Linked DNA regions of Mus musculus: region 2 is linked to region 1. The links are chromatin loops, found by intact Hi-C in ENCODE. Cell type or tissue: heart. All regions are shown on one strand. Links, peaks and the distances in the headings refer to the core of each region. The heading gives the core; the rest is flanking DNA. Region 1 overlaps Gm20619 (predicted gene 20619). Region 2 has its middle 3.2 kb from the start of Slc25a13.

Region 1 (2,915 bases), core at 91-2,590:
ACTTGCTTCATCTGAGCATCAGGACACCCCAGGTAGTTAGCCTCTGTCACCCTTTATATCCTCTGTTAACAATGAATACATGTGGAGAGGATTTTTATTTTCCTCCAATATACACAGAGAGCTATTTTTTCTTCTTAAAATTATTTTCTTTTTTTCTCATGATATCTGTGGTCTACTCAATTTTAAAGACTAGACTATACATTTTATCCATCCATCCATCCATCCATCCATCCATCCATCCATCCATCCATTGGTAATAAGTGTTTATGTGTATATATGATCTGTATGTGTGTTTATAATGCATGTACCTGTACATGTGAGTGAGTGAGTGTGAGCGCATCTGGAAGTTCGAGGACAATATTTAGCATTGGTTCCCACCTTTCACGGTGTTTGTGGCACGCTCTCTTTTTTTGTTGTTTGCTGCTGTGCATGCCGGTCTAGTTGCCCTGTGAATTTCTGAGGAGTCTCCTGTCTCTGCTTCCCACCTCACCACAGGAGCACTAGCATTACGAATGTGCAGTGCCAAGCTGTTGACTTTGATGGGGGGGGGGGGGGGGGGACGACGGACGGACGGACAGCGACACATTTTTTTTTTTTTTTTTATCGATTTGGAAAGCACTAAAAGATTTTGGTATTAGAATCGTTCTTTGCCTTTTGCTGTTGTTGTTTGTTTGTTTGTTTTGACACGGTCTTGAGACATACCTCAGGCTGGCCCGTAACTCACAATACTTTGGCTTCGGTCTTGGTCTTCTATGGGCTGGAATAACAGGCATGCACAAGTACTCTTGCCTGGCTGGAATCGTTCTTGAATAGCAATTCTTAGGTTTCAAGGATTTGAGAAAAAAAAAAATCCAGTATGAAATTAATATATAGCCTGGTTCTTTTACGCAGCCTAACACCCTGCTTACCTTTGAGTGGAGAACAGAGAACCTGGGGGAGAAGAAATAGGAATCCAAAGGAAGTCGCTAAAGGATAGGAAAAAGGTTTCAGCCTAGACCCAGTTTTAGAAGCCCAACCAGTTACCGTGAGTTCGGTCTCACTTAGCCTCAGCAGCTTATACACAGGGCTTGGTGCCGAGCAAATGAGTAAAAGGGGTGAACGTGTAGGTGGGTGGCAAGGTGGGAAGGTGTTCAATAAACGCTGATGGGGGCAGCTTCAAAAAACTGACAGTGGACTCATTGATGACGGCGTTTGGGGTGTATGGGGAGTACTTCTTTTTATAAAAAGCAACCCTTGTAGCCTGCACTTCAGGAAACAGTGGCCAATGGCTGTCGTTTCTCACCAAGTGTTCTGTATTTGGAAAGGGTCGGTCCTCCAAGGCTTTCTTCCTGCTCCTTGGTCCAATGTCAGCCATCTTATCCTCACTGCCATGGTCTGGAATGTAGCCAGTGAGCTAAGGATTTGTCCAGTAGACGGCGCTGTTGTACTCTAGCCTTGCCCACCTGGTAAGAAGGTCCGTCCTCTCCGTGGTTCATCTTAGGTTTTCATAAGGACTTCAGATATTTGGGTAAGAGGTTGTTTTTTATTTTGTTTTTGTTTTATGTTTTTTGTTTTGTTTGTTTGTTTTTTTGCAATTGGGCTCACCTCTCATGTCTTTTCATAGCAGCATAGTAAAAAAAGAAAATACAACGCAACATTCACATTTTCCAGTTCTAGAATCCAAACAACCTTTGGATGGGATCCTGGCACCTCTGGCTGAATGAAGCAGCCAGTGTGTGGGGTGTGTGTGTGTGTGTGTGTGTGTGTATACACACGTGCTTGCTCGCGCACAATGATGGTCACGCATCTCCGACATGTAACTGCCATCCTGTTTTGGTTGAGGGCCCCCAGTCACACACTTGGTGGGAGGCTTGGGCCGCATAGGTTGGGTCTTTTCCTAGTGAGCACAGGAACACGCGCACCATTGTGGAGTAAGGTGTAGGAGGCAGGATGGCTCAGGCACAGCTGTTCCCAGATGCCCACTACCAAAGGGTCTACAGGACAGCACCGGTTTTGACCTCAGAGGGACGGAGGAAGATGCCACTCTGGCCTGGGGTCAGATTGTGTGTGGGGACAGGGAAAGGAATGTAGACTTTGGCAGAGCGAAGAGAGGAAACAAGGGCACCTAGCAAAGGCCACTGCCAGGCAGCAGTTTAGGAAGCTGCCGGATGACAGCTACCTGGGAGGTCTTTTTCATAAAACTTATGAAAGTAAAGTGCAACTGGAAACTACAGAAAATGCACAGACCGATGCGGGAAGAGCCTCATCTTCAGTTGAGAGTTGATTAGGGATGGAAATGTGCCAGTGTGAGTCTCGGATTTTCCCAGCTTCCAGTTCTGACCGATTATAGAATGTCATGCTACTACTGGGTCTTCTTCATTACTATAAAAACAGGACATTATCCCTGTCCCCCTTCCCTCACTGGGTTGCTGTGACAGTCACACACAACTGGGAAAGTTTGTCAGTTGCAAAGTTCCAAAAAGGGTGTGAAGCCCTGCACTTGCTAGTGACAGGGCTTCTCTCCTCAAAGCGCTTCCATGCCCCAGCGCAGAACTCAGAAATGTTACATACAGTACTCACTAAAACAAACAGACAGACAAATCAACAGTGAAACTAATGACACGTGCTTGTCATCACTGACAAACTTCTCAGCAGAGTGATATCAGGTTGCGGTGAATAACCACAGCTCACATTCCCTGTCTTCTCCTCTTTCTATACATAGTGTAATGCCCTTCCCTCAGAAACGGCAATGTTAAGCTCTTCCATTGCTGTTGCTTTTGAGTTGACTCATACAATCAGATCCAACCCAGAAAGAAAGAAAGAAAGAAAGAAAGAAAGAAAGAAAGAAAGAAAGAAAGAACAAAACAAACAAACAAACAAACAAACAAACCCCGACTGGTTTGTGACCTCAGGAGTTTGAGGAAGCAAGCCTCCTC
Region 2 (2,915 bases), core at 313-2,812, 69 kb before region 1:
TTCAATGGCATTTAACAGTGAGAGACCACTCAGAGAATCCAAGCTCGCGCCCCCACCTCCAATCCTCAATCCCACTTCTGAGCTTTCTGTCATAAAAAGGAATATGATCAATAGGACCTACGAAGTAGACATCTTTTAACCCACTAAACACATCATACTGTAAAAATAGATTGTAAACTTGAGTTTAAGTTATTTCATTCTCAGTTAATTCTCACAATGACATAAGTGACATGTCGCATTGATGCCTTCTCTATCCCAGAACAGTCTTCCCACCACCATCATTTGAAAGTAGCTGGCAAGGTTGAACGGTGACCACAAGATTCCTGACCCCAGTGTCTCAGACTGGACCATTATTTGGAAACTGGAGGTACAATCAATTAAGATGAGGTCACACTCAAGTAAGGAGGACCTTAATCTGACATGACTGGAGTTCTCATTAGGAGGCGCAGATCAGGTATGATGAGTCATGCTTTTAATCCCAGCACTCTGCAGAAGCAGGCTTAATCTATACCTCGAATCTCAGCCAGCCAGGCCCAGACGATGCAAACAACAGCGAAGAAGACACAGAAACACTCTGTATATATTTCATATGATAAAAGTAGATATTAGATTGATGGAGCTACAAGCCAAGGAGCGTGAAGAATCTGCACCCACCACCTTGAAGGCTCCGGTGCCTAGCAAGGAATAGGAAAGGACACAGCCCCACTGACTCTTTTGTTTAAGACTTTGCATCCCCCCAGGAATGTGAAAGATCAAACTTCTGTTGTTTGAAGCCACACATCTTGTGGTATTTCATTCTGACGGCCCTCGGGAACGAATCCAGGTCTCCTAACCACCTGTGCTTTATAGCACATTTTGCCAACCTTGCTGGCTAGGCAAGCAGCCAACCCAAACATTGGGGAAAGCTCACTGACTCAAAAGCACGTAGTGTGAGCATGAGTTCAAGTTCAGAAGAGAGTGTGACGTGGCCAGGTCTGAGATTTCACTGTTCCCAGCACACCTAGGCCTTGGGGATGCCCTTTGACCCATGACCTTTAATGATCCGATTTGTTCTGCTCAGTTAATAACAAACAAGCAAGCAAAGGTCTCCCCTAGTACTGCTAGCATGCCAGATTGGATTGCTGGCCAGTCAGAACGCAGGCCATGCACACTAGCTCCAGGAGGTGTTAGCTGGGTGACTACAAACTGCAAGGTGGATTGTACTTATGACAGAATAAAGCAAGCATCATAATAACGAGAAGTTTCCAGATGTTTATATCTGGGACTGGGGCCACGTCAGGACACAGCAGAGGGTTGCACGTGCCTTCCCGAAGAGTGCCCTAATGATAGGTCAAAAATAACCTGTTCTTAATAGACACAGATGAGAAAACTGCCAACATTTTTAGAGTTAAGAAAGGAGGGGAACGAGGAAGTGAGTCAGGAAGGAAGGAAGGAAGCATGAGACACCTTAGGAAAGTGTGACTAAAAACAAGTCCCCAAAATGTTGGGGTATTATACTCTGTGAGCAAAGCTGTCTTGATTTCTTTGTTTTCTCTAAGAAGGGTTTCTCTACGTATTCCTGGCTGGCCTGGAACTCTAAGAGGAAATTTGCCTGCCTTTACTGGGACCAATGGTGTGTGCCACCATGCCAGGCTTGAAAAGACTTTCAGAGCATGTCTCTATAAAACAGCAAGGCTGCTGCCTTCTGGAGATCATTTGAGTACATCCATTTTCTTAGTAACACTTCTAGAATCCACCCACATCCCTTGGGTCACCTTCCCGGTGACTCAGACCACGTCTTTGTACAACTTTAAAGCCTAGGGTCCAGTTCCATAGCACACTGACCTCATCTTTGGCCTCTTTCTCTTCCTCATTTGAGGATGTTTATAGCTACATTGTAATCCCTGGATGATTCTAGGACAGCCCCATCCCTATAACAAGCTCAGTAACTTACATTAGCTTACTAAAGCTGCCAAAAGAAAATACCAGAGCTGTTGCAGTAGTGCATAACTTTAAACCCAGCACTCAAGAAGCCGAATCTCTGTGAGTTCAAGGCAAACCTGGTCTACATCTACATAACCAGTTCCAAGCCAACCAGGGCTGTATAGTGAGACTTGGTCAAGGGAGAAACAGAGAGAGGCAGGCAGAAGGGAAAGAAGGAAGGAGAGAAAGAGCCAGAAGGAGCAAGAAAGGAAAACAATACAGATTCGGTGCCTCTAAACATCAGCAATCTATTTTCTTAGGATTCTTTAATCAAGTTGTTAGCAGAGCTGGTTCCTTCTGAACTTCACTTCTTGGTTGCTGAGAGCCATCTTCTTCTTATGTCTTTCCTCTGTATGTTTGTCTTGTTATTTTTAATATGAGGTCACTAGTCCTATTGGATAAATACTAAATTCATCTGAATTCATTATAAACTAATGATGCTTTTTAAGGACCAAAGTTCACTCTCCTTCTGAATGTCAAGTTAGAACATCAAGACAAGAAGAGAGGGTGGGATGTTTAACCTGTAAATCTGGCAGATTTAGCTCCATCTCTTACCTTAATTCTCTTGCATTGGAAATGTTTTTACCAAGTCACAGATTTTAGAAGCACTAGTTCTTTTGGTTGGTTGGTTAGAGGGATTTTGTTGTTATTTTTGTTTGTTTGTTTGTTTGGTTGGTTGGTTTTTCTCTCCCTGCATTTCTAGAACTCACTTTGTAGACTGGGCTGGCCTCGAACTCACAGTGATCCACCTTATTCTGCCTTCCAAGTGCTGAGATTAAAGACATGCGCCACCACTGCCCAGCTAGTTCTTAGAGTACATTATGCAGTAGCTCTAGCAATAGTCCCATATACACCATGTAAAGCAAAGATGGTTACTCACGGTAATTATATCAAAACCCCTCAGATTGAGCCCAGATGAAGCCGAATACCCTTGGTCTTGCACCAAGTCAAAG

Evidence for each region. Peaks named below come from ENCODE experiments on the same cell type or tissue, not always from the same donor. Only the 100,000 strongest peaks of a DNase experiment are listed, where the experiment ranks them.
Region 2: a loop joins it to region 1, with 2.2 times the contacts of the local background. A loop is called at or near these places in 3 of 42 quality-filtered maps.

What each region holds. Positions count from the first base shown.
Region 1 is chr6:6,288,608-6,291,522 of GRCm38, forward strand. All of the region lies in intron 1 of Gm20619 (predicted gene 20619), which reads left to right. Among named protein-coding and RNA genes, the nearest start is that of Gm34749, 33 kb to the right of the region's middle. In heart, for the core only: a CTCF peak has its summit at 1,413 (motif pointing right); a DNase peak (open chromatin) is centred at 1,404.
Region 2 is chr6:6,218,919-6,221,833 of GRCm38, forward strand. No RefSeq gene overlaps it. Among named protein-coding and RNA genes, the nearest start is that of Slc25a13, 3.2 kb to the left of the region's middle. In heart, for the core only: no CTCF peak of the experiment used is centred there; a DNase peak (open chromatin) is centred at 1,253; H3K27me3 peaks cover 118 bases.